Regions from separate parts of the Homo sapiens genome. Here regions 2, 3, 4, 5, 6 and 7 are each linked to region 1. The links are chromatin loops, found by intact Hi-C in ENCODE. Cell type or tissue: heart left ventricle. All regions are shown on one strand. Each heading gives the region's core, and the rest is flanking DNA. Links, peaks and the distances in the headings are about the cores only.

What was found. A loop is a pair of places that touch in the nucleus more often than their neighbours do. Peaks named below come from ENCODE experiments on the same cell type or tissue, not always from the same donor. Only the 100,000 strongest peaks of a DNase experiment are listed, where the experiment ranks them.
Region 2: it touches region 1 in a loop (2.4-fold over the local background); 4 of 110 quality-filtered maps call a loop at or near these places.
Region 3: it touches region 1 in a loop (4-fold over the local background); 9 of 110 quality-filtered maps call a loop at or near these places.
Region 4: it touches region 1 in a loop (5-fold over the local background); 19 of 110 quality-filtered maps call a loop at or near these places.
Region 5: it touches region 1 in a loop (7-fold over the local background); 25 of 110 quality-filtered maps call a loop at or near these places.
Region 6: it touches region 1 in a loop (2.5-fold over the local background); 10 of 110 quality-filtered maps call a loop at or near these places.
Region 7: it touches region 1 in a loop (14-fold over the local background); 10 of 110 quality-filtered maps call a loop at or near these places.

Annotation. Positions count from the first base shown.
Region 1 is chr7:71,128,763-71,133,234 of GRCh38, forward strand. It overlaps GALNT17 (polypeptide N-acetylgalactosaminyltransferase 17), which reads left to right and starts at 3,382. Exons shown (of 11, transcript NM_022479.3): 1 at 3,382-4,278. The coding sequence starts at 4,041. In heart left ventricle, for the core only: a CTCF peak has its summit at 2,788; DNase peaks (open chromatin) are centred at 2,679, 3,389, 3,489 and 4,289; H3K4me3 peaks cover 2,066 bases; H3K27ac peaks cover 1,959 bases; H3K27me3 peaks cover 1,321 bases.
Region 2 is chr7:71,509,809-71,514,280 of GRCh38, forward strand. All of the region lies in intron 5 of GALNT17 (polypeptide N-acetylgalactosaminyltransferase 17), which reads left to right. Among named protein-coding and RNA genes, the nearest start is that of MIR3914-1, 200 kb to the left of the region's middle. In heart left ventricle, for the core only: a CTCF peak has its summit at 1,930; no DNase peak of the experiment used is centred there.
Region 3 is chr7:71,406,485-71,410,956 of GRCh38, forward strand. The region is part of intron 3 of GALNT17 (polypeptide N-acetylgalactosaminyltransferase 17); the gene reads left to right. Among named protein-coding and RNA genes, the nearest start is that of MIR3914-1, 100 kb to the left of the region's middle. In heart left ventricle, for the core only: no CTCF peak of the experiment used is centred there; a DNase peak (open chromatin) is centred at 1,897; H3K27ac peaks cover 558 bases.
Region 4 is chr7:71,236,167-71,240,638 of GRCh38, forward strand. The region is part of intron 1 of GALNT17 (polypeptide N-acetylgalactosaminyltransferase 17); the gene reads left to right. Among named protein-coding and RNA genes, the nearest start is that of MIR3914-2, 69 kb to the right of the region's middle. RefSeq lists an enhancer at 2,911-3,411. In heart left ventricle, for the core only: a CTCF peak has its summit at 1,981; a DNase peak (open chromatin) is centred at 1,975; H3K27ac peaks cover 4,000 bases.
Region 5 is chr7:71,731,524-71,735,995 of GRCh38, forward strand. No RefSeq gene overlaps it. Among named protein-coding and RNA genes, the nearest start is that of MIR3914-1, 430 kb to the left of the region's middle. RefSeq lists an enhancer at 1,740-1,929. In heart left ventricle, for the core only: CTCF peaks have their summits at 1,930 (motif pointing left) and 2,138; DNase peaks (open chromatin) are centred at 1,673 and 1,918; H3K4me3 peaks cover 304 bases.
Region 6 is chr7:71,212,761-71,217,232 of GRCh38, forward strand. All of the region lies in intron 1 of GALNT17 (polypeptide N-acetylgalactosaminyltransferase 17), which reads left to right. Among named protein-coding and RNA genes, the nearest start is that of GALNT17, 83 kb to the left of the region's middle. In heart left ventricle, for the core only: no CTCF peak of the experiment used is centred there; no DNase peak of the experiment used is centred there.
Region 7 is chr7:71,412,979-71,417,450 of GRCh38, forward strand. It overlaps GALNT17 (polypeptide N-acetylgalactosaminyltransferase 17), which reads left to right. Exons shown (of 11, transcript NM_022479.3): 4 at 2,911-3,085. Among named protein-coding and RNA genes, the nearest start is that of MIR3914-1, 110 kb to the left of the region's middle. In heart left ventricle, for the core only: no CTCF peak of the experiment used is centred there; a DNase peak (open chromatin) is centred at 1,753.

The DNA of each region.
Region 1 (4,472 bases), core at 311-4,310:
AAGAAAGAAAACTACCTATTGGTTCTATTGGTTACTATGCTCATTAGTACCTGGGTGACAGAATCCGTACCCCAAACCTTAGCATCACACAATATACTCATGTAACAAACCTGCACGTATACCCTCTGTGTCTAAAATGAAAGTTGAAATTATAACAACCAAAACTCCAGTATCTTTTGCAATGCTCAGGGTTTTATGAGAGTGAAGGCTTTGCCTCGCGAATTCTAGCAAGAGTAAATGAGTTGGCCAAACCTCTGTAGAGAGATGAGTCCCTGGTTTCCCTTGGCGAAACTCCAAGTATTTTAACTCCTGTTATGGACTCAGATGAGATGCGATACATTTTTAACAGACAAACAAAGGGGACAGAGTCATGTCAAAGGCATATGTTATTTGAACCATGGTTGAGTGAAAAATGTATTTGAAATAAAAAATCCTTGCACAGAAATACCATTGGTCTCTTTCCTTTCAGTTTGCTCAACCAACCAACCAAAGAAACTCTTTTGATAAAGCTTTTGTAGTTAAACTGAGTTTTATGACTGGGAATGGTTTTGGGTGCCATCCAAGATAAATTTCTTCTTTTAAAGTCAAGAACAGATTTATTCTTTGGTGACCGAAATGGGACTGGAACCCAGACCTTATGGCGAGCAGACCACACAGCCACTGAAGTGTAGTTTTGTTGGTTTCAGAAGCAGCTGGTATATAATAAACGTTTAGTTGATTATGTTTTTGCATATATAACATGCTAGGCAGGTCCTTAAACTTTTAGGGTCATTGACTATGTTGAGAATCTGATGAAACTTACAGGTCTTTTCCCCAGAAAAATGTCTATGTAACATGCAGATACACTTTTTCATCTGATTGAGAGCTATTCATGAACTCCTGAAGTCTAGCTAGGGTGTCTCTAGGGAGAGGAGCTGGCTAGGGACATGGAATAGAGCTTTTCAGTAGAATCGAAGGCCCAGGTAAGGTTAGACACCACCAATTGGAAATGCCTGCAGGCTTTGAGATGATGTGGTTTTTCCCTGGGTACACTTGCTCTTGCCTTTGTCCTTGGGTTGAGAAAGAAGAAGGTGAAATTGATTCAGAGTTGGGGATTGCTAGGCTGGGGCAGTGGAAAAATATGATATACATGTGCATGATCCTTAATAGCAGGCCCTATTAGGAATGTGTTTGAAATAAATGACTAACCATGAACTCCAGAAAGAGGAGGGAAGGAACTCCAGAGGGGATAGAGAGGCATGGACACCTGGGAAGGAGAAGGAAGTTGTTGGCTGGAGAATATGTTTGTTTGGAGTTGAGAATGGGAGAGGTAAAAAGCTAGGGAACAGTAATAACAGGCTGGGATTTTAGTGCAGGATTGCAGGAGTGGAAGGCTCCTCTGTGAATACAGGGTTCAGGATGAGGCCATGACAGTGGGTCACTCATTGAGTAGTGTCCAGTGTCATTTTTGAACACAGAAGCTGCCCAGAATGCGTGCAGGAGCTGAGAGGAGGCTCCTGGAGGATGCATGATAAAGCCAAAAGTTAATTTGCATCAGGGACCTCTCTGGCTTTAGAGAAAGCACAGAAATCTCTCTGAAATTGAAATTTGCCTGGAAACTTCTCGATTACTCTGAGGCTGTTTCCTCTACTTTGTTTCCTGTCTTCCACTCCCAAATATGCACACGCTTGAGAGTCAGCCTCAAGCACATACTTAGAGCCACTTACTGCTTCTCGGGCACCCTAGCCCAATGCCTCAGCCTCCCTGGCTTCAGTCCTGCGGCTGAGTGAATGTTCAAAAATTATTTTTGCAGAAGCTTCCATTGATTGTGCTAGCTCCATCTGTAGTGTGGTTATAATAACACCCAACTCAACTGGATACTCCATGAGATGCTCAGTAACCCAAGTTTCTTCCCACACAGCCTCTCTCTTGCCTAACATGTGTGGCTAAAAATCATCCCTTGGGCCTTTTTAACTGTTTTGTGTCCACTTTCAGGTAGATTTTACAAAGCATGCGCCCTGAGGACCCGATTGCACCCAGGCAGAGAATTCCAAGGGAATGAAATAAAAAGACTATTTTTTTGCATATACATTTCTATGTTAAAAATCAAAACTTAAAATAATACACAGGCAAAAACAAAACAAGAAACCAAGCCCCAGAAAAAACCAAAACAACCGCAAAAACAAAAACAAAAACTTTAATGAGATCAAAATGATGAGGGGAAAACGATCAGCTCCATTTAGCTTTGCTGCCCGATTTTTATTAGTTGGCGGCCTGATTTCTATTTTAGACCCAAGGAATTAAATGGATCAACCGGGGTGGGGGGGCGTTGAATTCCAGTATTTCGAGTTCCTGGGTTTTGGGAAGAGGAAGAGGTAGTGGAAAACCAGGAGCCAAATGAATATGCTTCTTATAATAAAATTTGAACAGAGCAGCGGGTGGGCCTAGAAGCAGTGACTGGGGAGGTTAGAATTCTTGCACGCAGAGAACCCCCCCAAGCCCGCTCACGCCCGGCCTGGCTCCGAAGGTCTCAGAATCCGAGCCTCCAGGCCAGATTTTCCCTCTAGCCATTCCTGGCCACGCAGCGCGGAGCCGCGAGCACACAGAAAAGGATGTCTTCATCGCCAACCGGGATGGAACGAACCCGCCCGCTCAGGGAGTACTGAGAACTAAAGGGTCCCTCCAGCGCCGGCCGCAGCCAGCATGCCTTGACTGCCTCCATCCCGCGCGGTCCCCACTCTCCAGAAGCCCCCGCCCTGCCCGGGTGCGCGCGCGCACGAGTCGGCGAACCGGGGAGCTGTGCGCTCGGCAGCCTGCGGGCGGCGGCGGCGGCCGCCGACAGCCTCTCGGGGACAGGGTGGCGAAGAGCGGCGGAGGAGGAGCTGGCGCCGCCGCCGCTCCCCTCGGGCCGCGCCCCGCCCTCCGCCGCCACCTGCGCGTCCCCTCCGGGCTCCTCAGCTCCGGGGCTGTGTGGCTCTCGGTGCCGCAGCGGCGGTGTCACCGCGTCCGCCAATTGGGAGACTCGGCGTTTTGGCTCCCGGGGGCGCGGGACGAGCCGCGCGGCCGGATCTGGCGAGCGGAGGGTGATTCGGCACGCGTACCTCCCCGCCGCGCTGCCCGCGACGTTTTGGGAGGGGGTAGAGAACTGCTGTGACTTTTGAGGTCCGACTCCTTCCGGCCAGCCTCGCGACGCGCCAGCTCCGAGACAGGCCGGTGTGCCCTGAAGGCCCCGAAGGCTCTCGGCGCGGTTTGGGGGCTTGGAACGTGTCCGGGAGCCGGCGGCGCTGTGAGCGCTGGTGAGTTTGCCGGCGGGGTGGGGTGGACTCCGCGCGGGGGGCGGAGAGGACGTAGCGCTCGGCCCGGCGCCCGCCCCCTAGTGCTGCCCCCACTTTGAGAGTAATTGAGACTTGAGCGTGACTGCGGAGCCTGGAGGATGCGGGCTCCCCGAGCGGGCTTCCCCTCTGCCCGGCGCGATGGAGCGGGTCGGTGAGCGGAACAAAGGCGCCTGCCCGGGGGAGCGGGTCTTCCGCTGAAGAGCGCGGGTGGCGCGCCGCGACGGCCGCCTGCGGGCCAAGGTGGGAGGCTGTGCGGCCCCAGGCGCGGCGCGCTCCGCCGTGGGCGGGCGGCGATCCCTGAGTCCGGCACCTGTGCGCCGCTCCCTCTGTGCCTCCCGGGCAGCCCCGCCTGCCGGCCTCGGAGTCCGCGGCGCCGGCGGCTAGAGGTCCAGAGGCGAACCACTTGCTGGTGCAGAAGAGAAACCCTCAAATCCCTGGCCTTTCGCGGAGACGCCTGGACGGGGCCGTGCGCCGTGGACTGAGCAGGCGTCTCGGGGAGCACTTCTGCAGAGCGAGGACTTCCATGTGAGCGATTCCGTTCTCCCCACCACCAATCCGACCTCCCAGCCGTCTCCGCCGCCCGAGCATCCTTGAGGTGGGACGAGCAGGGGCTTGGATCCCTGCCGGCCGTCTGGTGTGTGAGGCTTGCACGGCCCCTGGCTGCCCCGCGCCTCGCCGGAGCCCGAGGGGGCGCAGGTCCGGGGCGAGGGCCGGCCGGGCTGTTTGATGGCTTCACTGAGAAGAGTCAAAGTGCTGTTGGTGTTGAACTTGATCGCGGTAGCCGGCTTCGTGCTCTTCCTGGCCAAGTGCCGGCCCATCGCGGTGCGCAGCGGAGACGCCTTCCACGAGATCCGGCCGCGCGCCGAGGTGGCCAACCTCAGCGCGCACAGCGCCAGCCCCATCCAGGATGCGGTCCTGAAGCGCCTGTCGCTGCTGGAGGACATCGTGTACCGGCAGCTGAATGGTAAGGACGCACGCCGGCGCCTCCGGGGCTCGACGCGGGCGGGCCGGGCACAGGGTGAGCCCCAGGGTCCTTGCGCGCTGCGCCCTGTGCCTGGGAGCCGGCACACCCTGGCTCCCGCGCGCTCCTTCTTACCCTTCCTGCCCCGTTTCGGGCAGATGGCCGGGGCTGCTGGAAAGAACAACTTGCCTGATTCT
Region 2 (4,472 bases), core at 159-4,158, 380 kb after region 1:
AGATCCCCAGAGAAACGGGATGCAGCATCCTTCAACACTGCCCCAAGAGAGAAGAGGACACTGGGGGTCTTTTGTTTTTCTTAATTAGCTTTATTGAGATATAATGTACATGACATGCAATTCTCCATTTAAAGTGTACAATTTTTTTTTTCTTTAGACAGGTTCTCTGTCTCTCATTCAACCTGGAGTACAGTGGTGCAATCATAGCTCACTGCAGCCTTGAACTCCTGGGCTCAAGCAATCCTCCTGCCTTGGTCTCCCGAGTAGCTGGGGCTACAGGTGTGCACCACTGCGCCTGGCTAATGTTTTTTAATATTTTGTAGAGATGGGGCCTTGCTCTATTGCCCAGGCTGGTCTCAAACTCCTGGCCTCAAGTGATCCTCCCACTTTGGCCTCCCAAAGTGTTGGGATTACAGGCATGAGCCACTGCACCTGGCCCCTGAAATGTAAAATGTAATGGCTTTTAGAATATTCACAGAATTGTGTGTCCATCAACACAATCCATTTTAGACCATTTTCATTACCTCAGAAAGAGACCCCATACTTCTTAGCTATCATCTCTCAGCCCCTCCATCCCTCCCAGCCCTAGACAATCACTAATGTACTGCCTGTCTGTAGATTTGCTGAGGTTTTTGTCCACCCAAATTTTGTCCTCCATCAGTTGGGTCATGCCTGGGTGCTAATTTCCTGCCACTTCCAACTTGCCTCAGAGTGCAGACTCATAGGCCAAGGTCATAATCGCTGGGAGAACACGGAATCCACCCAGATCAAAAGGCCCTGGAAGCCAAGGGCTTCAGCAGGTGTAGGGAGACCTCAGGGATGCAGGCCAGGTCCTGACAGTGTCTCCTTACCAGGCTTCCTCTCCATTCTTCTCATTCAGGGGTCTCTTTTGCATCCTTCTCTTTAAATTGTGCCTTTTATTCTTAAGCTCCAGGGAGGCTGTTATGAAAAGCCTGTCCTCATGATGTTCATTCTATTGATTGCATCCTCTTCCCAGGTAGGAAGGGAATGTTGGTTTGGAGAAGAAGGTCAGGGTATGCCTGTCTGAACTGAGACCTGCAAGATGAGGTTGGACCAGCCGAGGCTGGATGCAGTGCCTCACACCTGTAATCCTAGTACTTTGGGAGGCCGAGGCAGAAGGATCCCTTGAAGCCAGGAGTTCCAGATCAGCCTGGGCAACATAGTAAGACCCCATCTTCACAAATAATAATAATAATGATAGAATTAGCCAGGCATGGTGGTGCACACCTGTAGTCCCAGCTACTCAGGAGGCTGAGGCAGGAGGATCACTTGATCCCGGGAGGTCAAGGCTGCCGTGAGCCATGATCATGCACCATACTCCAGCCTGGGTGACAGAGGAAGACCCTGTCTCTAAAAAAGAGAGAGAGATGGACCCAGCTTAGCAGGACAGGGCCGAGCATCTCAAGCAGTGGGTTCGAATGCACAGACAAGGAAGTGGGAATGGGCTTGGATTTGGCAAGGATCAGATAGGAAACCAGGGTGCCTGGAGTGTGGGTAATAGGGGTTGAGGGGCAGAATGAGGTTAGGGGAGAGCGTGAGAGCAGCAGATCCTGCAAGCAACCCTCGTGGCCCTAGGCAATTTTATTGCAACAGCAATGGGAAGCCTTTTGAAGACTTTCACGCAGTGGCACAGCCTGATCTGATTTCCTGTTGAGACCTAGTTCATTTGCCTAGGACTTCATCCCTTTAGCAATGGATTCCTGCAAGGCTTCTCCAGCCCCATGTGGCCCTTGTCCAGCCATTAAACTCCAGTCCTAGGACATGGGCCCTGTCACTAGCACCCCTGCTAGCCTAAGTATCACTTTATGCAAATTAGGCAAAAGTACCCTTTTTGAAGACCCTTTCCTGCCATCTACTGGAAAACCATCATCATTAATAAATAAGTCTACCATAGTGCCCCCTATAGTTGGGCAGTGCACAACCTCCACAACCTTAGGTGGCAGTCCTGCATATCACCCACAACAGACATCTCTGATGCTGTTGCTTGGATTGCCCAGGGGTCCCTTCTCTTGTCATATTTCCCAGAGTTGTGCTTCTGCTAGACATTTCTGGTAGTCACTGCCATGTACCACAGTACTCTTAGGACACATGTCCCATCTGCCAGGATCAAAAGGAATTTTTCCTTCTATCTGCAGTTAAGTCTCAACACTAACCCTATGTCAATGTACTAATTTGGGTTCCAGCCTTTTTTTTTTTTTTTTTGAGACAGAGTTTCACTCTTGTTAACCCAGGCTGATGTACTGACTCACTGCAACATCCTCCTCCCAGGTGTAAGCGATTCTCCCGCCTCAGCCTCCCAAGTAGCAGGGACTACAGGTGTGTGCCACCATGCCTCCTAGCTAATTTTGTATTTTTAGTAGAGACAGGGTTTCACCTTGTTACGCAGGCTGGTCTCAAACTCCTGACCTCAAGTGATCCGCCCGCCTCACTCCTCCCAAAGTGCTGGGATTATAAGTATGAGCCACTGTGCCCGGCCCTGGGTTGCAGCCTTCTGACATCATGGAAGTTCCCCTTCTTTGCTCTCTGTGTCGTGACACGTGACAGTGAGAGGTAGCCCAGGGTAGCTGTTCTTCTGTCTGGGTGGACATGCCCTGACTTCCAGCTCCTTAGGAAAGCCTAGCTGTCTCTGACTCATAAAAGACCTCCAAGTCGTCCACCAGCCTTCTGGGAAGATGTTCTTTGAAAAACCGCTTCAGTCAGCTTGGGCCATGAGCAGAAATGTTCAAGACGGCAACGTTGCTTCTCAGCTCTTTCTGTTTCTCTGCTCTGATGCCCCTTCAGAGATGAACGTGAGAGACCATTGAGGCTGGAGCTATTTTTCAGGGCTCTCTGGTCCACCCCCTGGGAAGTGGCCCACTTTGGCTGTGCCCCAGTTATTCTGGTAATGAACTGTGCCCAGGTACTGCCCTAGGCATTGTTCCCTCTCTCTGTTCTGACAACCAGGCACAAACTTGTCTCCTTGTATGCAAGGGGAAGGCAGTGGTGGAGTGGGGAGAATGAGGAGAATCAGGCCTGAGGCCCAGGTCGGCTGTCAAGGGAAACATTTCATGATTGTCAAATGGGCCAAGATTCCTTTAGCTCCAACCTGGCCTCCTCTTTTTTGAGCACTGAAATTTCTCAAAATGGCAAATGGAAACTGAAACACTACATTAAATAGCATTTCTGTGCAATTAAAACACATTAAAATGGCAATTAAGTTTCACAAACAGCCTTTTCTGTGTTCTCGGGTTGATTAAGCTGTTTGTGTTGTTTTTCAGGGATGGTTGTTGTAACTAAAGGCTGAGCTGTCTTTTATGGATTGGGCCGTTCCCTAGGAGTCAAGGAACCCTGAATTCCAACTTTTATTCCTCTCTTGGCAATTTCACTTTATTTTCATTTGCAGCTCTTTATTAGTCTGTGAGAACAGACTAATACACCACTCCACGATTGGAAAATTTACACATATACAAAAGTAGAGAGAAAAATATAACAAACTTCCCTGCACCCATCACCCAGCTTGAACGATTATCAACTCATGGCCAATCTTCCCTTGGTGTTTTTTTTTGTTTTTTTGTTTTTTTGTTTTTTGGTTTTTGAGACTGAGTCCTGCTGTGTCGCCCAGGCTGGAGTGCAGTGGCACCATCTTGGCTCACTGCAACCTCCGCCTCCCCAGTTCAAGCGATTCTCCTGCCTCAGCCTCCCGAGTAGCTGTGACTACAGGCATGCTCCACCATGCCTGGCTAAGTTTTGTATTTTGAGTAGAGACAGAGTTTCACCATGTTGGCCAGGCTCGTCTCTAACTCCTGGCCTCAAGTGATTCGCCCACTTCGGCCTCCCAAAGTGCTGAGTCTACAGGTGTGAGCCACTGCTCCCGGCCCCTTGGCTATTTTTTTTTTTAATCCTTTAAGGTACTAGTTAACTTTTCCTAGGAGAAAAAGTATGTAGGAAAATTTAGTAAGAGAAATTGACATGGAAGAAAGGCTTTCTGTATCCTGGGACTGTGGGTTCAATGATAATTGAGACAAATGGCACTGCTGCTCTGTAGAGTGTAAGGTCTGGTTGGGAAAACAGATGAGTCAATTACAGGAATTCACAGTGGAGAGCTGGGCATGGTGGCTTATGCCGGTCATCCCAGCACTTTGCAGGGCCGAGGCAGGAGGATCATTTGAGACCAGGAGTTTGAGACCAGCCTGGGCAATACAGCAAGACTGTCTCTACAAAAGCAAAATTTAAAAATTTAGCCGGGCATGGTGGCATGTATCTGTAGTCCTAGCAATTCAGGAGGCTGAAGCAGGAGGATTGCTTGAGCCCAGGAGGTCAAGGATGCAGTGAGCTATGATCATGCTACCACACTCCAGCCTAGGTGATAGAGCAAGACCCTATCTCAAAAAGCAACACCACCAACAAAAAACTGCATGATGGGGTAGGTGATATGACTCTAAGAGGCATTATGGGAGCACACTGGCGCAGCT
Region 3 (4,472 bases), core at 173-4,172, 280 kb after region 1:
TTCATTTCTGGGATTTGCTATCTCCATTGGACAGATAAGAAACCCCCTAGGTTGCATGAGCAGAATATGCAACCGAGTTTCTCCCCGCGCCACCATCTTTTCGTTCATTTTTAAAGATAATATTTTAAAACTTTGTCTAATAATATTTTTAAAATATTTTAAAATAGTCTTTGTAGGGCTGCTTTTATACATTTAGCTGATTGGTTATTTCAGGCATAAAGGTATTCTCAGGCGCACCTGTATTTCCAGGTGGTTTTTTTTTTTTTGAGATCGCATCTTACTCTGTCACCCAGGCTGGAGTGCAGTGGTGCAATCACCGCTCACTGCAACCTCTACCTCAAGCTGGGCTCCCACTTCAGCTTCCCAAGTAGCTGATACCCAAGTGTTTTCAGTCTGTGTTTTATGTTCTTTCTAGGGCATCAAAGCTAATTCTTACATATATAAAATATTGAAATCTCTCTGAAAAAAAGAAAAAAAGAGATGATGCAGAAATGTCAAGTGTCCTGACTAATGTCTGTGCCAAACTCTGCGTTGAAGACCATTTTTTCACTGTGATCTCTGTCATAAATCCCTAAGCACAGAGAACTGGAAGTTTCCATTGGGGTGGAGAGAAAGGCCGGCATCTGGGAGGGCCCAGGGTATGGTCACCATGCAGGGGCTGGATTCTCTCCACATCCAGTCTTGAAGAGCTCAGGAACTCAAGTCCCATCAGGATGAGGAGTCTTATCTAAGTGTCTCACCAAATGCTTCCAGACAGAGGTAGACTTGGAAACCCATGGAACAAGCTAGGAGCAGAGATGTGCCCAGGGAGAAGGTGGCCTAGGAGGAACCCAGGGGAGGGGCAGGCCAGCTGACCAGACTGGGCTTTAGGAGCAAGCCTGCAGTCCATCAATTACCAGCATGGGGGTTGGAAGAACCCCCTGGCCACAGAATATGAATCAGACCTTCAGCAAGGTCAAGGGTTTTAAATTCACACACACGGTCCAGGCATGGTGGCTCATTCGTGTAATCCCAGCACTTTGGGAGGCTAAGGCAGGAGCATCACTTGAGCCCAGAGTTCAAGACCAGCCTCAGCAACATGGTAAAACCCTGTCTCTTCAAAAAATAAATAAAATTAGCCGGACATGGTGGTGCATCCTTGTAGTCCCAGCTACTCAGGAAGCTGAGGCAGGAGGATCACTTGAGCCCAGGAGTTGGAAGCTGCAGTGAGCTATGATCCGGCCACTGCTTTCCAGCCTGGGTAACAGAATGAGACCCTCTCTCAAAACAAAACAAAATTACACACAACATAAAATCACCTCTTCTGCACCGTCAAAATTAACAGACATAAAAGACCACATATTTTACGACTCCATTTTCATGAACCATGTGTATTAGGCAAATTTATAGGGGCAGAAAGCATGTTAGTGGTCACCAGGGGTTGGGAAAGGGGAGATGGGGAGCAGCTGCTCAATGGGTATGGGGTTTATGTTTGGGGTGATGAAAAAGTTCTAGATAGTGGTGATAGTTGCACAACATTGCGAATGTACTCAATGCCAGTGAATTGTATATTGTAAAATGGTCAAAACATTTTAAACATGGTAAAAACAATGAAAAAAGTGAACCAGTGCTTTTGAGATGTTTGGGGTTTGCGTGAGAACGACCTGGGGGTGCTGGCCAGTTCCACTAAGGCCCACTGAATTAGGGATACCGAGAAAGGAGCCTCGGAACCTGCATTTTCATAAGGTCCCCAGTGATTCTCACTCTGGGAATACTGGCAGGCATTTTCATTCTATTTTGTTTCTTAATTGGAACGTGCCATATGTGCTATGTTCTCGTCCCCAGCTGTCACAACCCATGCATTCACAGTGAGCAGCATGCCCAAACCTCAGCAGCTGCTGGTGGGGAGAGGTGTTGGTGATAAGCGTGGCAGTGGTGGCAATGGGAGTTGATGGTGTCAGAAGGAGTGTTGATAGAATTGTGGCAGTAGTAGCAGTGGTAGCAGGAACAGGGAATGAAAGCAGAAGGCAGGACCATATGGGATCCTTGTCCAGGGACTGACCTAATTGTGAGATTGCCCCACGCAGAGGTGGCCAGCCATCAGGATCCCAGTATTGGAGCCAAGCTTGGTGGCTCACATCCATAATTCCAGAGCTTTGGGAGGCCAAAGTGGGGAGCGGGGGAGGGATTGCTTGACGCCAGGAGTTTGAAACCAGCCCGGGTAACATAGCGAGACCTCATCTATACAAAATAAAATAAATTAGTTGGGCATGGTGGTGTGTGCAGGTAGTTCCAGGTACTCAGGAGGCTGAGGCAGGAGGATCGCTTGAGCTCAGGAGGTCGAGGCTGTAGTGAGCCGTGATTGCACCACTTCACTCCAGCCTGGGCAACAAGGCCAGACCCTGTCTCTGTCTCTGTCTCTGTATATGTGTGTGTGTGTGTATGTATGTATGTATGTATGTATTTATATGTATTTTATATATATATACTGTATATGTGTACATGTGTATATATACATATATATACACACATACATATATATGCACATACACAAACACACACACACACACACACACACACACACACACATTTAAATATATCTATATTTTAAAAGATTCCAGTTTTGGAAATGGCATGCCAAACCCTCACCATGTAGGCCAAAGTCACTTCCAAGGGGTTCAGTTTTTTAGATGAGGCAGGACAAGTAGGTCGTAGGCAGTGGGGAAAGTGGAGATGGACAGGGCAACACTGGGATTCTGGAATGTCAGCTCAGTTGGAGTAAGCTCTGGCCCACACTCAGGGTCTAATTCATCCCAGATGGAGTTAGGCAGGGGGGTAAATGCTAAGCCAGAGCCACCCAATATGCACTTAGCAGACCAGTTGATGCAGCAGCTCCCCATTTGAAGCTTGTAAGAAATACAAGTTCTTGGGCCACCTCAGACTTACTGGTGATTCGGATGCAGGTTAAAGGTAGAGGAACACTCACTCATCTAAGCTTAGACAGATTCTCCTGAATCTCCATACTCTGAAGGGCAATTGAAATATTCAGTAAGTCTCATCATCAAGGCTTAACAACTGTGTGAGGGTTGAGAGGTCAGGTTGCCCACCATTGTGGATGTGCAGACTTGGCCAAGTCCTGGACTGGGTGGCCACTTCCCAAGTACACATAAAAATCCCAAGCACTGACACTTTTGCATTGGTTCTGGAAGCAGGTGGAGCTGAGTCTGTTTTAGGACCACCAGGTTCGTATGTCCACTGTGCAGTAACAGATCAATTATGCTGAGACAGCAGGATTTGCAACAGAGAAAGAGTTTCATGAGTATAGGGTAGCCAAGTGAGGAGACAGGAAGAGATCCTCAAATCCACCTCCCCAACGATTTCTGGGCTGGGGCTTTGAAGGGGATCATGGAAGGTGAGAGGCTGGAGAATCAAGGTCATTCATTGATCAGGGTAAAGGGGATGAAATTATCAAGATGTGGAAACTGCGTTCTTTGGTGAGTCAGCTTCTTGTGGGGTCCTTCAGACCAGCTGATGTCAGCAGTTTCATTGGTATGCAGGACATGAAAGAATATCTCAAAGGGAAAACTTAATATTTTATAATGTTCAAGTTGTTATCTATAGAGCAGTTAAAGGGGACTGTAATCTTGTAACAGGGTCTATTGTCCTAGTCATTCTAGGACAATAGGCACTAAGAAACTATGATGAAACAGGTCAGAGACTAATGATTAATGCTGAATGTGCTGCACGCTTGGTTTATTTTAATTTTCCCCTCACTTCTTTCCTGATTTTTTTTTTTTTTTGAGACAGAGTCTCACTCTATTGCCCAGGCTATAGTGCAGTGGCATGATCTTGGCTCACTGCAACCTCCACCTCCCAGGTTCAAGGGATTCTCCCACCTCAGGCTCCTGAATAGCTGAGATTACAGGCGTGTGCCACAAAGCCAGGCTAATTTTTATATTTTTAGTAGAGACGGGGTTTCACCACGTTGGCCAGGCTGGTCTTGAACTCCTGACCTCAGGTGATCCACCCACCTTGGCCTCCCAAAGTGCTGGGATTATAGGTGTGAGCCATCACACCCAGCCTCCTGATTAATTTTATAAAGTGTATAGGGGCAATTTCAAGTCTACTAGGTCAATACTTGCTCCTGAGCAGGGCTCTGAGCCCAGGGATGGTACCGATAGTTTATTCTGTCATATCACTGAAAGTGCGGGATTGAGACAGAATTCTGTAATGTTCTTTGCTTTAGTTCTTACCGTTTTGTAGCTTTCTTTTTGCCAATTTATGCTCCATGAGCCTGGATGACATGTGTTTGTTTTATTGTTAAGGAGCAGGTATGCATACCTCCCTCTCCAGTCCTTCCTGATCACAGGCAGTGTTCGCTTCTCCCCCTCAACCTCCTCAAATGCTGTTTATCAAAATCTTAAAAAACACAATGGTTCCCAAATGGCACTTGGCCAATTTTGTATTGGATTTTATAACATTTATTTTTGTCG
Region 4 (4,472 bases), core at 170-4,169, 110 kb after region 1:
GTGAGACTCTGTCTCAAAAAAATTAAATAAAAAAAAAAATAAAAATCTACTCTCTTAGGAAAAGAGCTGACAAACTCACTTACACTGAGGTGTAAGGGGCGGCTGAGGGCTTCATTGCTACCCTATCTCAGGGTATTTTAATTTTCAATGGTGTAAAACTGAGCTCCAAAGACCAAACTGAAACTTGCTGCACCAGAAAGCAAACTGCTTTGTCAAGGCCACTGGCTGTAGGTTTCAGCAATACCATTGTCCTCACAGCCTCACTGTTGGACGGGCCTAGTCTCCTGCTTAGGGCGTTTTTCTCCAGGGCTCTGCAAACTACACATCCTGGGTGCCTGCATAATTGGCTGCCTATAGGGGTGCCTTGTTATCTTTTTCTATAAGATGGGGAATACATTGCTTTGCCTTAGACTTGCTGTCATCTGTCCCACCTGGGAGGGACGGGCTGGTGTTCCCTCTGCTGCCAAACACTCCTGGATCGCAGGATGCAACCTCCAGGCTGTGTGCTGATGCAACCGAACAATAGCAACAAGAACCAGAAACATGGAATCCAGGCCAGCCCTCGGCGGGGGCACCTGCCCTTGACCTCCCTCGCAGCACTTCTGCGGGGTGTTTACAAAAACTGCACCTGCTCTAATAGCTGATGGTCGTGCTGGGAGAAAATAATAATCTAAGCCATTAGAGAGAGAGAAGAAAAGAAAGCCAGGACGGGGAAGGGAATGATCCATCCTCTGCTCTATTTTTGTCTGTGCTCCACGCTCACTGAGTGTCCTTGAGGGAGATGCCTAAGTTCTTTGTCTTGGTTTGTTACTGCCCTGGCAAAATCTCATGCATCGCCTGCCAGAACACCCAGGGAATCTCGTGGCTCCCTGACAATGCACAAACACGCTGCCACATTCTTTTTTGGGGGTCCAGAGAGTGGGAGGTAGGGTCAAAAACCACGGGAGTGGAACTGAAATACCCCCATTCATCCAATCATAGGCAGATCGCCTCCTTCTTTAAATTGCCTTTGAAAAATAGCTTTATTGTCTCCGTATGTAATGCAAGTAGGCATTCCCCCGGCAAGTTCGGGGGAGTAGCTGACATTTGTTGACTGTTTACTGTAGGTGTGAACTTTATATGCACCATTTCACTTGATCCCCATTTTCAAGATGAGAGAATTGGGGCTCAGAGGGGTGTAGTCATTTGCCTGGGACGGAACAGGAAGATGTCTGGAATAAGGGCCAGCCCTGGGTAGATGTGGTGGCTCATGCTTGTAATCCCAGCGCTTTGGGAGGCCAAGGCAGATCGCTTGAGGCCAGGAGTCTGAGACCAACTTGGCCAACATAGTAAGATCCCATCTCTGAAAAAAAAAAAAAAAAAAAAAGAAAAAACAGGGCATAATTGTGTACGCCTGTAGTCCCAGCTACTCAGGAGGCTGACATGGGAGGACTGCTTGAGCCCAGGAGCTTGAGGCTACTGCGAGTTATAATCAGGCTATGGCACTCCAGCATGGGTGACAGAGTGATACCCTTTCTCAAAAACCAAACAAACAAACAAGTAAACGGAAAATAGCCAGCCCCAGCACAGAGCTTAGCACACAGCCAGGGGCTTAATAAATAATTAGTGGCTAAATAAGAGTTTTGGAACTTTTTGGGGATGTTTTCCCATCACCCCACTGCCTCTTAATGCCTCAGTTTACTCACTTTTCAAATAGGAGTGTGGACTGGTGGACTAGATCTTTGTGTGTGATGGGGATGCGTTAGGGGGCACCCGTTTCTATCCTTGCTGAGTTTGAAATCACTTGAGAAATAAACACGGGAATCTGACCAATGGAGTGAAAAATATCCACTTTATTTATTGAGAGAAGCTGTGCTTAAGGGCGTGGCTTAGATCCATGGCCACAGTGAGTCTCCCACTAATCCACTCCACTATTTAATGTATTCAGCAAACAGAGCCAGAGCTGGGCAGCTCCCCTGTGGCACAGAGCACATTCCATAAGGCAGAGGGCAGAGCAGCCACACTCTCTCTCTGAGCAGGCAGAACTGTAGGAGAGAGCCCCAGAGGAACTGAGCCAAGAGCAGTTACTTTCTTTTGCAGTATTTCAGGCATGGAGGGGACTCTGGTTCCAGGGTGGGAGGCAGGGAAGGTGAGGGGTTGGGAAAGAGGTCTCTCCCAGAAGCCTTTCACATTTGCATCTAGCTGCATTCGGAATTTATTTATTTATTTAGAGAGACATGGTCTCACTCTGTCTCCCAGGCTGGAGTGCAGTGGTGTGACCATAACTCACTGCACCCTTCAACTTATGGGCTCAAGTGATCCTCCTGCCTCAGCCTCCCAAAGTGTTGGGGTTACAGGCATGAGCCATCACCCCACTGCACCTGGTCTGTGTTCAGTATTTATTATAAATGATGGGCTAAATATTGAAAGGTGGGGAAATGAAGGTCTCGCCAGCCCTGTGAATGACTGGGATTCTGTGTGTGTTCTGGCTTCCAAGTGGGATAATGAAATGGTGCCTCTCTCTGTGTGCGGTTAAACACCCATTCATACCACAAGGAGGTTGTAGTCAGCAGCCTGTCTGGTGGCCCCGTGGGGGTCTCCAGCATTTATACCCTTGTTAATCCTCTCCCCTGGAATGTGGGTGGGACCTATTGACTCATTCTAATAACTACAATGCAGCAGAGACCATGTGTGCCACTTCTGAAATTAGGTTATAATAAGACTGTGGCTTCTATCTTAGGGTGTGCCCTCTCTCCGTCTCTCATGTCACTCACCTGGGAGAACTCAGCTGCCACACCGTGAGGTCCCCTTGTAGATAAGCCACATGGCAAGGGCTTGAGGCCTGTCAGCAACCGTGTGAGTGAATCTGGAGGAGAATTCCCCCTTGTCCCCAGTCAAGCCTAGAGATGAGCCTGCAGCCCCAGCCGACAGTCCCATTGCAATCTAATGAGACACCTTGAGTCAGAGGCACCAAGCTATGCTATGCCCAAATTTCCCACCCATAGAAACTCTGGGATAGTAAATATTGTTTGGGCTGGGCACAGTGGCTCATGCCTATAATTCCAATGCTTTGGGAGGCTGAGGTGGGAGGATTACTTAGGGCCAGGAGTTCAAGACCAGCCTTGGCAACATGGTGAGACCCTGTCTGTACCCCCCCCCAAAAAAAAATAAATAAAAATTAGCTGGGCATGGTGGTACATGCCTGTAGTCCCAGCTACCTGGGGACTGAGGCAAAAGGATCACTTGAGCCCAGGAATTCAAGGCTGCAGTGAGCTATGATTGTGCTACTGCACCCCAGCCTAGACAACAGAGAGACACCCTGTCTTGAAAAAGAAATAAATAAATGAAATAAAAAAATACTGTGTTCATGACTCAGTTGGGGTAATTTGTTATGCAGCAAGAGAGATCTAATGTCAAAGCCCTTTCTCTTTTCTTCTGAGAGGTTCCTGCATGACAGCAGTATCTAGAAGGGCCAGTGATGCTTTAACCCCAAGGCTTCTGATTTCACGAAGCAGGGCTGGATCTCTGAAACGGCACAGCTGAGCAGAGCTTGGGATTGTTTTTCACTCCAGGCCCCAAAGTAGGGACACAGACAAGCTGGGACATGTGACGAGGCTCTGGAAAACAGGTTTAAAAATAACTTTACTAGCTCACACTCTGAAATTTAAGCCATCCATTTAGGAAATGCTGAGTGTGGCTAGAAAAATGAGTTTTACATTGTTATTCTTCAAGAATAAAGTGATAAGTGACTTCAGAGTAAGGGGAAGTGGTTGTTTGCAGAGCTTATTAAAAATAAGCTGTCATTTCTGTCCTATATTACATTTGAGTCACTGGGAGTTAAAACTCAGTTTTCTTACATTTGGGTGTTTTAAGAGACTTTGGACATATTGAAATAAAAGAATGCCTCACAGTTACACAGAAGTGACATTTCCCACGTTTTCCCTTAGAGGGTGGAACGTTAAAAGCTTGCCTAACTCTTTTGGATCCTTACCTAGTAGCTACTTCACAGCCTGGGGAGAAGACAGAAGTAGACAGAGATGCATGCCTGTCTCAGCCGAGACCGGAGAATTGTCAATTGTATTTAGATGAGATATAATCTCAGATATCAAATGTATTTTTTCGTTGTTTTTAATTTCAGTTTTTATTTTGGATTCAAGGGGTACATGTGCAGGTTTGTTACAACGGTTTATTGCATGATGCTGAGGTTTGGGCTTCAGGTGAACTCATCACCTAGGTAGCACAGTATCCAGTAGGTAGTTTTTCAACACTCACTTCCCTTCTTGTCTCCCTCTATTTGGAGTCCCCAGTGTCTGTTGTTCTCACCTGTTAAGTCCATAGGTACCCATTGTTTAGATCCCACTTATAAGTGAGAACATGCAGTATTTGGTTTTCTGTGTCTGCATTAATTCTCTTAAGATAATGGCCTCCAGCTGCATCCAGGTTGCCGCAAAGGCCATGGTTTTGTTCTTTTTTATGCCTGTCTAGTATTCCAT
Region 5 (4,472 bases), core at 333-4,332, 600 kb after region 1:
CTGAAGGCAGCTTTGGGGAGTCCTTTGCTTCAGGGGCTCTCCCAGGCTGCAATTAAGATGTCGGGTACAGCTGGAGACATTTGAAAGCTCAACTGAGGGAAGATTCCTTTCCAAGATTCACGATTGTTGGGATGATTCAGTTGGCCTGAGACCCTCTGTTCTTTACTGGCTGTTGGCCAGAGGCCAGAGGCCTGAGTTCCTCACCATGTGGGCCTCTTTGTAGGGCAGCTCATGACAGTACAGTTTCATCAAAGCACGTGAGCAAGGAGCACCTTTGAGAAGAGCTGGCCCGACGGAAATCAATTTTGTGTAGCCAAATCTCAGAAGTGAAATCCCATACTTTTGCCATAATCTTTTTGCTAGAAGTGAGTCTCTCAGTTTGGCCCATCGCAAAGGGAGGGGATTATAGAGGGGTGTGAACAACAAGAGGCAGCCGTCGCTGGGAGCCATTTCAAAAGCTGTCTACAGGCAGGGCAGGACGACTCACGCCTGTAATCCCAGCACTCTGGGAGGCCAAGGTGGGCAGATTGCTTGAACTTAGGAGTTTGAGACCAGCCTGGACAACATAGTGAGACCTCGTCTCTACAAAAAATACAAAAAATTAGCCAGGTGTGGTGGCGTATGCCTGTGGTCCCAGCTACTCGGGAGGCTGAGGTTGGAGGACCGCTTGAGTCCAGGGAATCCAGGCTGCAGCGAACCATGATAGCACCACTGCAGTCCAGCCTGTGCGACAGAGCAAGACCATCTCAAAAAACAAACTAAAACAAATCAAAAACCCCACACTGTCTTCCACACATAGTAGTCTCACAAGACCCCTGTTTAGATACAAGATTTAATCTAATTTGGAGAGGCCCATTTAAACAAGGAAACAGACCCAGAGAGGTTCAGTACCTTATCCCAGGTGACTCGGGTCATTGGTGGTAGAAGGAGAATGTTCTGTGAGATGCTAGCACCTGTGGATTTGCACACCACCACCTACAATGCAGGCTGCATTGTGCCCTGTGGTGAGTCTGCCTGGAGGAGGAGTCACAAAAGGGCCTGCAGTATTTGACTATGGAAGCAATTATTAAAGAGGCTGCCCACCCACTGCAATCCCTGCGGATTCCCGGATTTCATGAGCTGCAGGGCTGGCCTCCAGCCTCAAAGAGCTGCAGGCCTAGGAGAAAATCATGAGTGTGTGTGTGTGTGTGTGTGTGTGTAACAGAGAGAGGGAGAGGGAAAAGGAGAAAGAGGCAGAAAGGGACAGGAGAGATGAAAAGAGATAAAGAGATACAGAGAAACAAGTACAGAGTGACAGGGAGAAATAAATAAGGAATTAGAAAAATAGAGACAAGAGAGAAATATTTACAGAGAAAGCCAAAGAGAGTGGAAGGAAGGGAGGAAGGAAGGAAAGATAAAAGAGGGAAAGAAGGATAAAAAGAAAGAAAAGGGAGAAGGAGAAAGAAAAGGAAGGAGAGAGGAAAGTAGGAAGGAAAGAGGGAAGAAAAATGAAGGAGGGAAGGAGGGAGGGAGGGAGCAAGGGAAGGAGGGAGGGAAGGAGCAAGGGAAGGAGGGAGGGAGGGAGCAAGGGAAGGAGGGAGGGAGGGAGGGAGAGGGAGACACAGGGAGTGCCAGTCTTGCAAGGGAGGGGTGCGGGCTGGCTCTCCCAGCACCTGCAGGCGCAGCGCCCCCGCTGGAAATCTGAACTGCATTCTGGTCGTGGCTTCCCCCTAATGTCCTACCTAACCTGTTGAAGGGAATGCAAATTTTAAGGTATACAGCGACAGCAAGCTGTGAAGCGGCCTAGGCTGCCCAAGGCTAGGTCTGGCCGGGTGTTTGGAGCACCCGCAGGCCCCCCGAGGAGGGAGGCGCCCTGAGCAGGTGTCTGCTCCTTGGACGTCCCGCGCGGGAGCTCAGCTGGGAAGCCGGGCTCTGAAGACCGATGCTCTAGCGCCCCCTGCTGGCGCCTGGCCTTGATTCCGCTGCTTCCTTTCCCCTGAAATGAAGGAAAGCAGGAGGGTTGTGAGGCTTCATTGATTTCTCCCCGGCGGAGCAGCGATGCGGATGGGGATGAGGGGTGGTCAGAGGAGACCAGAGCTAGCGAACACGTTCCCTTCTATGACCTGGCCTGTGCTGCGACGCATGGTACCAGCCCTGGGTTGGCCTTGTACCTCCAGGCATTTGGGGGCCTTCCAGAGGCAGGAGGACGGCTTGAAACCAGGAGTTCCAGATCAGCCTGGGCAACATAGCAAGACCCCATCTCTAAAAAAAAAAAAAAAAAAAAAAAAGAATTATCTGGACATGTTGGCCCACCTGTGGTCCCAGCTACCTAGGAGGCTGAAGTGAAAAAATGCATCACTGTAAAAAAAAATCTAGAGTTTAAGACTGTGAAATGTTATTAGTCCTTTCTCACACTGCTATAAAGATATTACCCAAGAGGTGGGAGGATCACTTGAGCCCAGGAGTTCGAGGTTGCTGTGAGCTATGATGGCACCACTGCACTCCAGCCTGTGAGACAAAGTGAGAACTTGTATCTTTTCAAAAAAAAGAAAGAAAGAAAATAAATAAATAATGTATACTTTATTAGAACTATATGTACTTTTGATTAATGCATTAAATAGACCATAAGTGATGGGTCTACTCGCTATAATTTCAAAGTTGTATGAGCATCAATGTTATTACAAGATTTCTGCAGCACCTATAATTTGACAAAAAATCTGTGATTTCTGTTGGTGACAAAAGGTCAGGTTCTGTTTTGTCTACAGTGGTTTGTTGTTTACATTCATAATTAAAGGAAATGTTATCTTTCATTTAGAGGTAAACGAAACAAAGGGAATAATTTTCCCATCCAAGCTCATAGATTCCCTGAATCCTACACATGAAGCCCTGATGAGTCCCATGAACTTGTTAAGCTGCAGAGGGCTGGGCACCATGGCTCATGCCTATAATCCCAGAGCTTTGGGAGACCAAGGTGAGAGGATCACATGAGGCCAGGAGTTCGAGACCAGCCTGGGCAACATAGCGAGACCTCATCTCTATTTTTATTTTTATTTTTATTTTTATTTTTATTTTTAGAGACGGAATCTCACTCTGTCTCCCAGGCTGGAGTGCAGTAGTGCGACCTCGGCTCACTGCAGCCTCCGCCTCCCGGGTGCAAGTGATTCTCCTACCTCAGCCTCCTGAGTAGCTGGGATTACAGGTGTGCGCCACCATGCCTGGCTAACTTTTGAATTTTTAGTAGAGATGGGGTTTCACCACATTGGTCAGGCTGGTCTCAAACTCCTGACCTTGTGATCCACCCGCCTCGGCCTCCCAAAGTGCTGGGATTATAGGTGTGAGCCACCGTGCCTGGCCTTTATTTTTAAAAAATAAATAAAATTTTAAAAATAAAAGAAGCCGCCGAGGTAGCGTTCTTGCTCACATCTTACCTTGCTAGGGCACAGCAAGATGTCAGACACCATCCTCAGAGGTGAAACCCCCAAAAGTATTAAAGGCAGGTAGCAATTCAAAGTATGGATCCCCTGGTCACTAAGAATAGTAACAGTAATCCATTTTTAAAGAATAGCAACCAAAATGCCTTACATGCTGGATACCATGCAAGGGACTTTATCTCATTCCATCTGTCCACCCCAGACCTCTTAACTATCCCAGGTAACCTGACGATATCCCAGGCTCATTTCCTGGGTTATCACAGCCACCTTTCATACCTGGGTCCCTGGAGGGGGCTCAGGTCAGAAGAGGGTATGAGAGCCTGTTTGTCACCTAGGATGTGCTCCAGAGTGATTCAGCCACGCCCTGGCGAAATCTCTGCAGGGGGTTTTCTAGACTCTGTCCTGATAACAGAACCCTCCCATTTTGTCTTTGCTTTCAGCTTTCTTGATTCTAAGCTTCAAATTTTGCCATATACTGGGTCAAAGGTACGTACCTGTAATCCCAACACTTTGGGAGGCTGAGGTGGGAGGATCACTTGAGGCCAGGCATTCAAGACCAGCTTGGGCAACATAGCAAGATTCCATCTCTACAAAAATAAAAAAATTAGCCGGGCATAGTGGTGTACACTTGCAGTCCCAGCTACTCTGGAGGCTGAGGTGGGAGGATGGCTTGAGCCCAGGAGTTCGAGGCTGCAGTGAGCTAGGATTGCACCAACGCACTGTAACCTGGGCAACAGAGTGAGACTCTGTCTCAGTAAGTAAATAAATAAAATAAAATAAACGCCCACCTCTGTGGTCATATCCTTCAGATACAACAGATCAAGTCTTTGGGTTGCAGAGCAAGGATCAACTCTTGTGGCTATCACGAGAGCGCTGAGGTCATGAGCCATCCAGGAGCTGGTTAACTCTGCCCATCAGGACACTCAAGCAAAGGCCAATCCTGGTGGCCCACATCCCAAAGGCAAGCATGAGCAGGGAAACCCTAATCTGCATACAATCGCTTTTACGACAGGGCTGTGTGCTTCAGCAAAACTCTAAGTTTAAATATGGCATTCAGGGCCC
Region 6 (4,472 bases), core at 147-4,146, 84 kb after region 1:
CTGCTCGATTTCAGACTTGCATGGGCCCTGTGACCCCTTTGTTTTGGCCAATTTCTCCCATTTGGAACAGCTCTATTTACCCAATACCTGTACCCCCATTGTATCTAGGAAGTAACTAGCTTGCTTTTGATTTTATAGGCTCATAGGAGGAAGGGACTTGCCTTGTCTCAGATGAGACTTTGGACTGTGGACTTTTAGGTTAATGCTGAAATGAATTAAGACTTTGGGGGACTGTTGGGAAGGCATGATTGGTTTTGAAATGTGAGGACATGAGATTTGGAGGGACCAGGGGCAGAATGATATGGTTTGGCTGTGTCCCCACCAAAATCTCAACTTGAGTTGTATCTCCCAGAATTCCCACCTGTTGTAGGAGGTACCCAGGAGGAAGTAATTGAATCATGGGGGCCAGTCTTTCCTGTGCTATTCTCATGATAGTGAATATCTCACGAGATCTTACGGTTTTATCAGGGGTTTCTGCTTTTGCTTCTTCCTCATTTTTCTCTTGCTGCCACCATGTAAGAAGTGGCTTTTGCCTTCTGCCATGATTCTGAGGCCTCCCCAGCCATGTGGAACTGTAAGTCCAATTAAACCTCTTTTGCTTCCTAGTCCCAGTGTGTCTTTATCAGCAGCGTGAAAACAGACTAATACACTTGGCAATTGGTATTTATTTATATGTTTCATAGATGTTTATGGTTTTATAAATACATAGTGTTCTCTGGTTTGCAATTTTCGGTGTGCCTTTGACATTTTATGTTAACTATATATCCATTTCTTAAGTGAATTTTGATTCATTTACTCAGTAACCCAGCCGTTTTTACTTTTATTTCTTTTTAGAAATCTGTATACATCCCTGAGAATACTTTTTATCCATGTGTAACAGATTTCACTTAACTAATCCAGTCAGGAACTCCTTTTTCTCCCACATGGGATGATAATTAAATTCTTTTATATTGGGTGTTATATTTGGATCATCTTCTGTCATCCTAATTTTTATTTTCATTTTAATCATTCTTTTGACATCTCTTTCCAATTATAACTGCAAAATCCTGGCCATTCCTCAATGCCTAATGCTTTCTTTTTTGTCCCCCTTATTGATTACATTCTTCTGGTAACCAGCCTGTTCCTACCATAGTATTACTGAACCAAATTGCTCAGCAAACTCTCATCTCTCTATACATCTGTTTAAACTTTTAACTACTTACGTCAGTCCAGCAATTTGGATCCTCTTCGTGGAAAAACAGTTGTTACTCTTTCCTTCTTAATAGTTCTGTCTTTGATACCAAATGTTATATGGCCCTCCTTGATCTGTGGTGGTATTGCTTCTTATTTTTCACAATAAAGTGGCCCTTCCCATGAGTGCCCTTGGTTTATCTCTTGGAATTGGCATTTAAACTCAGTTGCTGTTGGAAGTAATTCCAGAAGTGAAATTTGTCAGTGAGAGGTGTGCACTATGAATAGTTCCTTCAGGTGCTGGACGCACTTAGGTCCTTCTGTTGCAGGTGCTGTTAAATAACAGCTTTTCTGGACGAAGAGTACCTTGAAGTCTCTCTGCTTTTATTTCTGGGGTTTGTTTATGTCACTAAAGTCTCAGATGAGAGTTCTGAGAAAAGGCTTGTTTGTTACGTTTCTTTAAAGGTGACCTAGTATCTCTTTTTCCTTGCATTAAGAAGGCATTTCCCAAGAGAGGGATTGATATCTTCCTCTTTGACAGTTCTGGAAGAATGTCATGAGCCCCTTTCATCTCCAAACTGGATTTTAAAACAATGTGGAAAAACTGCTTCCTCCCAGGGCACATTTTTCTGTTACTTCTTGATTTGGCTTTTTTTTTTTTTTTGACATGGTGTCTCACTCTTGTTGCCCAGGCTGGAGTGCAGTGGTGTGATCTTGGCTCACTGCAACCTCCGCCTCCTGGGTTCAAGCAATTCTCCTGCCTCAGCCTCCTGAGTAGCTTGGATTACAGGCAGCTGCCACCACCCCTGGCTAATTTTTGTATTTTTAGTGGAGATGGGGTTTCACCATGTTGGCTAGGCTGGTCTTGAACTCCTGACCTCAGGCAATCCACCTGCCTGGGCCTCCCAAAGTGCTGGGATTACAGGCGTGAGCCACCGCACCTGGCCTTTTGATTAAGCTTCACAGACACCCTTCAATATGAAGATTAGGTTCCTTGTTGCATACATCATTTGCTCCCCTGCATTCATTGAATTCTACTTGATTCTCTGTAACAAGTTTCATTGATTTGATGTTTTGCAGAACCAATTCTGTTTTGGACTGCATTTCTGGGATGTTCTTAATTGTCTTATCATTTTATCCTAAGCTTCTTTTAAACCCCAGTGTAACCTTGATTGATTTTGAAATGCCACCTTTCATCTTTTCGGGAATGAATGCCAAGTGTTCTCTGCATAACACTGTTTGAATCTTGTAGTTGTTCCATTTTGGTTACCAGAGTCCAGTTCCGGATTCATTCCCCTTGCTGGCTCCTAGGGCTTAGAGCTCCTGCCACATAATGAATTTTCACTGATCCTTTTTTTTGCACCTTGTTGTTGTTTGTTTTCTGTTTATTGATATTCTTAGTGGAGGAGCCTGTTTTGTCATCTTAAGTTTTTAGGCAGTGTTGTCATTATCGTTGTGTTTTGAAACGGTCTTGTATTTTATGTTTTTTCCTGATGTAACTGTTACTCTAAAAAATGAAGATAATTTACTGAATTTCTTTTTATCTTTATTGTATTGTGACAATAAAATTAAAAATTCTGTCTTAAAGTAGAGAGGATTGTAAATGTACCCCCACAGACCCCATCTGTCACCTGGTTTTTACTAATGTTCAGTTTTTCAATCTTTTTCGCTCCCACCCCACAGACACCCTTGTTCGTCCTGGAGTATTTTAAAGCAAATCCCAGATACTATGTCATGTCACCTGTAAATGTCGGATATTATATCCTGGGGCTTTGCTGATGTTTCCTCATGGAATTTAACTTGCTTCTGTAGACCCTTGTATTTGCTATAAACTGCTGGTTAGAACAAGGGCAGCGTTCTCAAACATTTTGGGCTCAGGAACCCTTCACAATCTTACAATTTATTGAAGACCCCCAAAATGCTTGTATTGAGATAGGTCATACGTATTGATATTTTGCATATTAGAAATTTAAACAGAAAAATTTAACACATCAGGAGAGATAAGCACTTCCTCCCTTGGCCATTAGAGAGCTGATGTCAGGCTGAGGCAGGAGGATTGCTTGACCCCAGGAGTTTAACACTAGCCTAGGCAATATCATGAGACCTTGTCTCCATAAATAATAATAATAATAATAAAAAAGCCAAGCGTGGTAGTGCACACCTGTAGCCCCAGCTACTTAGGAGGCTGAGGTGGTAGGATTACTTGAGTCCAGGAACTAGAGATTGCAGTGAGCCAAGATCGCACCATTGCACTTCAGCATGGGCAACAGAGCAAGACCCTGTCACAAACAAACACCAAAACATGAAGAGAGAGAGAGAGAGATGATGTCGTGATATATCATGCAGCTTCTGGAAAACTCTGCTGTACACTTTGTAAAGAATGAGAGTGAAAAGGGCAAATAAGTCTTTGTACTATTAAGAAAGTAGTTTTGATTTTGTGGACTTTGTGAAGTAGCTCTGGGGGAACGCCAGAAGCCTCAGACCACACTTTGAGAACCCCTGATGTGGTGACTCAGATACATTCAACTTCATCTTTGCTTTTGGAGGGGAGAGGGCAAGTATACCTCCTAGGGGGTAATGTGCGCTTCTTACAACACACACACATATACGTATATTATACATATGTAACACACATATACACACACACAAATACACACACATACATATCTACACACATACACACAGACACACACACACACATATACATATATATACAGACATACAAATACACATATATACACACAGACACAAACACACACATATACACATATATACACAGACACAAATACGCACACATATATACACAGACACACAAATGCACATATATACACAGAGACACACAAATACACATATATACATACACATATATGCACACACACATGTATTTTTATTACTATAGTAGTTATATAACTACTTTATGTCTGGGAGTACAACTTTAATACCTTAGTCATTTATTTTCTCCTTTATTGTTATATAATTTCCATGTGTGTATTTGTGTGTTAATTTTCCACTTAAAAATTTTTAAAATTTGTTTTTAGTTTTATTTTGTTTGAGACAGGGTCTTGCCCTGTTGTTTAGCCTGCAGTTCAGTGGTGTGATCTTGGCTCACTGCAGCCTCAACCTTCTCAGCTCCAGTGATCCTCCCACTTCAGCCTCCTGAGTAGCTGGGACTATGGGCGTATGCCACCATGCACAGCTAATTTTTTCGTGTTTTGTTTTTTTTTTTTTTTTTTTTGAGATAGAGTTTTGCCATGTGGCCCAGGCTGGTCTTGAACTCCCATATGATCGCCCACCTTGGCCTC
Region 7 (4,472 bases), core at 177-4,176, 280 kb after region 1:
GTTGCAGTGAGCTGAGGTCACGCCACTGTACTCCAGCCTGGGTGGCTGAGCAAGCTTCCATCTGAAAAGGAAAATAAAATAAAAATAAAATAAATCAATGGCATCTTCCCAGTTTCCTAGACTGAAACTTTGATGCTCATGATACTGTCATCTAAGTAGATCCAATTTTTCACTTAGGTGTTTTTTGGTGTGGTATTTTAGAATAGTGAGAGCTCACGTCCAGATCTGCTGCATAACTTAAACAACTTTTTCCGTTAATGCTCCCAGCCAAAACAGTTTCTCTGTCTGTGACTCCTCACAGCACTCTTCCTCCGTGACCATTTTTTTTGGGCGAGTGGGGGCCATTAGCCTCATTTACCTTATAATATTGAATATTATAATTTGTTTTTATTTTATTTTTTTTTTAGGCAGAGTTTCGCCCTTGTTTCCCAGGCTGGAGTGCAGTGGTGCGATCTCGCCTCACTGCAACCTCCGCCTCCCAGGTTCAAGCAATTCTCCTGCCTCGGCCTCCCGAGTAGCTGGGATTACAGGTACCCGCCACCATGCCCAGCTATTATTTTTTGTATTTTTTTTTTAGAAGAGACAGGGTTTCTCCATGGTGGCCAGGCTGGTCTCAAACTCCTGATCTCAGGTGATGCACCTGCCTTGGCCTCCCAAAGTGCGCCTTCCTATAATTTTTAAACGTATCTCATCTCCTTAACTCGATTGTAAGCATCTTGAGGGAGCACTTGTGTCTGAATTGTCTTTGAGCACAGGCCAGAGCACAACTCAGTATCTTATAAAGTCCAGAATCACACTGCAGGGACTGGGAAGGAAGCCTGCTCAGTGTCACTTGTTCTTAAACCCTGATCATTGGAGGTGGCATCTACCTTGATGTTTCCATACACTGTTGTTTGGAACAGTGTATCCCTGTACATTGTAAGAGTGAGAATGGTGTCTACTGCTATACAGTAGGCCCTAGACTTTATAAATCATTTTGGTGGCCAGGCACAGTGGCTCATGCCTGTAATCCCAGCACTTTGGGAGGCTGAGGTGGGTGGATCACCTGAGGCCAGGAGTTCGAGACCAGCCTGACCAACATGGCGAAACCCCATCTCTACTAAAAATACAAAATTAGCCGGCTGTGGTGACACATGCCTGTAGTACCAGCTACTCGGGAGGCTGAGGCAGGAGAATCACATGAACCCAGGAGGTGGAGGTTGCAGTGAGCTGAGATCGCGCCACTGCATTTCAGCCTGGGCAACGAAAGAGAAACTCCGTCTCAAAACGTAAAAATAAATAAAAATAAAAATGATATTGGCTAGTTAGAAAGACAATCTGTTGTTCATAGGAAGTTATGTAATTGATCAACATTAATAATTATGATAAACCAATTATTATTAGATTTACCATTTATTGAATGCATATTGAGTGCTTTCTATATAGCTTTTCCTTTAGTTGTAGCAGCCATAAGGCTAGTACCAAATGATTAGGCCTTATCCTTTTACTCCTTTAATACCTCCCAAAGCTCTTTAGATGTGAGAAGGCCAGTGGTAATGACCCACACTTTCTTTTGCCAACCTTGCCAATCCCTACCCATATATCTTCCCTGAAGTCTCGCAACTTCTTAACAAATGAGGAACTCATTTGATACCCGGATGTGGTGAGTGATGTAGCCAGGAGCTGACATCCTGTTCCTGGGAAGAGCCACGACTAAGTTGCAGGTCACGTGGCAGCTAAGAGGTAACAGTGCCTCCAGAACTCCTGGCATGGTGCCCAGCGCTCAGCATTCAGAATATTCTCCCTGAACTTACAGAGATTCCTGCAGTCACAAGCCAACCCTGGTCAGCAGGCGGGATTCCCCTTGTAGCATTCCATGACCTGTGGCCTTTAGTGACATGTCCCTGAGTCCCCCAGCACCCATGCAGGACATGTACCTGGAGTGCAAGTATCTAAGAATCCCCTCCCTGTTAGCCCCTCCTTTTCCTCCCTATACCTGGTGATTTTTATGCACACAAAGTATCACTTTTTTTTTTTAAATGCCTTTAGTTTTATTTATTCTTAAAATTAGACACCAGGTCTTTCTCTGTTGCCCAGAATGGAGTGCAGTAGTGTAACTATAGCTCACTGCAGCCTCCTGAGTTCAAGTGATTCTTCTGCTTTGGCCTCCCGAGTAGCCGGAAGTACAGGTGCACAACACTGCACTCAGCCAAGTATCAGTCTTTATGTCTATAGAGTTAGATTCAGTTGAGTTGTGTTTCAGCTCTCCCGTTAGCCCATATGTGACCTTGGAACAGGTTAGCCTCCCTAAGATTATGTCTTCATTTGCAAAATAGAATTAATTTAGTTAATTAATGAAATTAATCTAGCAACCTCCTAGGGTTTCTGCAAGGATAAAATTAGCTCATAGAAATGAAGCACTTTGCCACCTGCTTGTTGCAGAAGGGAGGGTATTCAATCCCTGGTAGCATTAGTTCTGCCTCCAAGGTAGCATTTCTACTACTGAGCAAAGACTTACATTGCATCCCAAGGCACGTACTGTAAGAACGAGTCTGTGTGCAGATGGAAAAGCCCATATAGAATTTGATAAACCGGACAAGGATTCTGGCCAAGTTTGGAGGAAGGGCCACTAAGAAAAGGAATCTTGAAGGACGTCTGCCGGCTCATAGCAGCCGGGATATAAAAGCCAGGCCTGGTTCCCATCCCGCTGTACGGATTGCAAACTGTCAGAAGATAGCTGTCCTGGGTGAATGCATCAGAGATGTCTTCTGACTCCTAGACTGATGAGATTTTCTTTTCTGCCAGAATTACTAACATGCGATTTTTTTTGAGATCTTTGAACTCCCTGAAGATCTGTGGGCATTGCAGTGGGTTAGATGCAAATTTGAAATGACATGTTTATAGACCTTCTTGCATTTTTGTCATTTGCAGAGGAGCTGAAGGTCCCCCTAGAGGAGTATGTCCACAAACGCTACCCCGGGCTGGTGAAGGTGGTAAGAAATCAGAAGAGGGAAGGCCTGATCCGCGCTCGCATTGAGGGCTGGAAGGTGGCTACCGGGCAGGTCACTGGCTTCTTTGATGCCCACGTGGAATTCACCGCTGGCTGGTAGGTCATGAGCTGAAACTCAGGGGTGCTCAAGACCTGCATTGTGGTTGAGAGGGGCTGGAATCTGGGAGGTGGGACATTTCACCTGTTACCTGTAGTGGCACTGGGAGACTAGAGAGAGACTCGTCAAAGAAGAAAGTGAGACCATTGTCTGGGATAAAGCTAGGGAGCAGGGAGAAATTTGTCTGCCGTCTGTTCAGTTCACCATCATTGGCATCATCGTCATCATCATCGTCATCAAAATCCCCAGTGAAAATGTTTTATCAGGCTGGGCATGGTGGCTTGCGCCTGTAATCCCTACACTTTAGGAGCCCAAGGTGGGTGGATCATTTGAGGTCAGGAGTTTGAGACCAGCCTGGGCAACATGGTGAGACCCTGTCTCTACTAAAAATACAGAAATTAACCTGGCATGGTGGAGCACGCCTGTAGTCTCGGCTACTTGGGAGGCTGAGGCAGGAGAATCGCTTGAACTTGGGATGCCAAGGTTGCAGTGAGCCTAGATCGCGCCACTGCACTCCAGCCTGGGTGACAGAGAGAGACTCCATCTCAAAAAAAAAAGAAAAAAAGAAAACGGTGTATCAATTAGATAAAACTCAACAGAATCCTTGCAAATGGTACAAGACAGTCATATTTTTCTTGTTCTCTTTTCCTTCTTTGCTGCTCTGTTTGCAGGGAAGGATGGTTGTCTGTCATTGTGAGAAAAGAGATATAGTTATAATTCTAACTACTCAGGTAAAGCTCCCCAGAATGTATGGGATTATCTTTCACATCATTCGGAGGAAGGTGAAGCGCATTTTCTGCAGATAGGCCCTGATATTTTTCCAGGTGAAAAGAACAGAATGTGAGAAATTGGTTGAGTGTACGGGGAGTAGAAGATTTTGGATGCACAAAGAGTGAGGCCACAAAAATGCCAGAATCATGTTAAAATTGGAATAGGACTTTCCAGTTTTAAAGCATGGTCAGATAATTGTTGCTAAGTAACCAATGATCCATCAAGTTAGAGGTTAAATAACCTGTACCCTGGGTTGCTTAATTAGTAAGAAGCAGAGTCTTGTATTTCACAAATATGTTTATTTACACTCATTGAGGCCTTCTTGAGTAAGTGTTGTTCACTGTACTAGATTTGAAGAACCAATATCCCATCACTAATTAACATTAAAATGTCTGTTCTTCTTCATTTGCAACAACCTCTAGAATCCTTTTAATGGCAGGATAAAAAGACAATGTTTATGCATGTGACCACGTAAGAAACCCAGGGCCACTGATAACACTGACCCCTTCAAGTGCATGCTGGGGTCTATTGCCATCTCGGCCGCCAATTTTCCCTCCCAGTTTTTTGCTGTCATCAAACCCTGGTGACACCCAGCTGCATGTCTTCAGCCCTCAT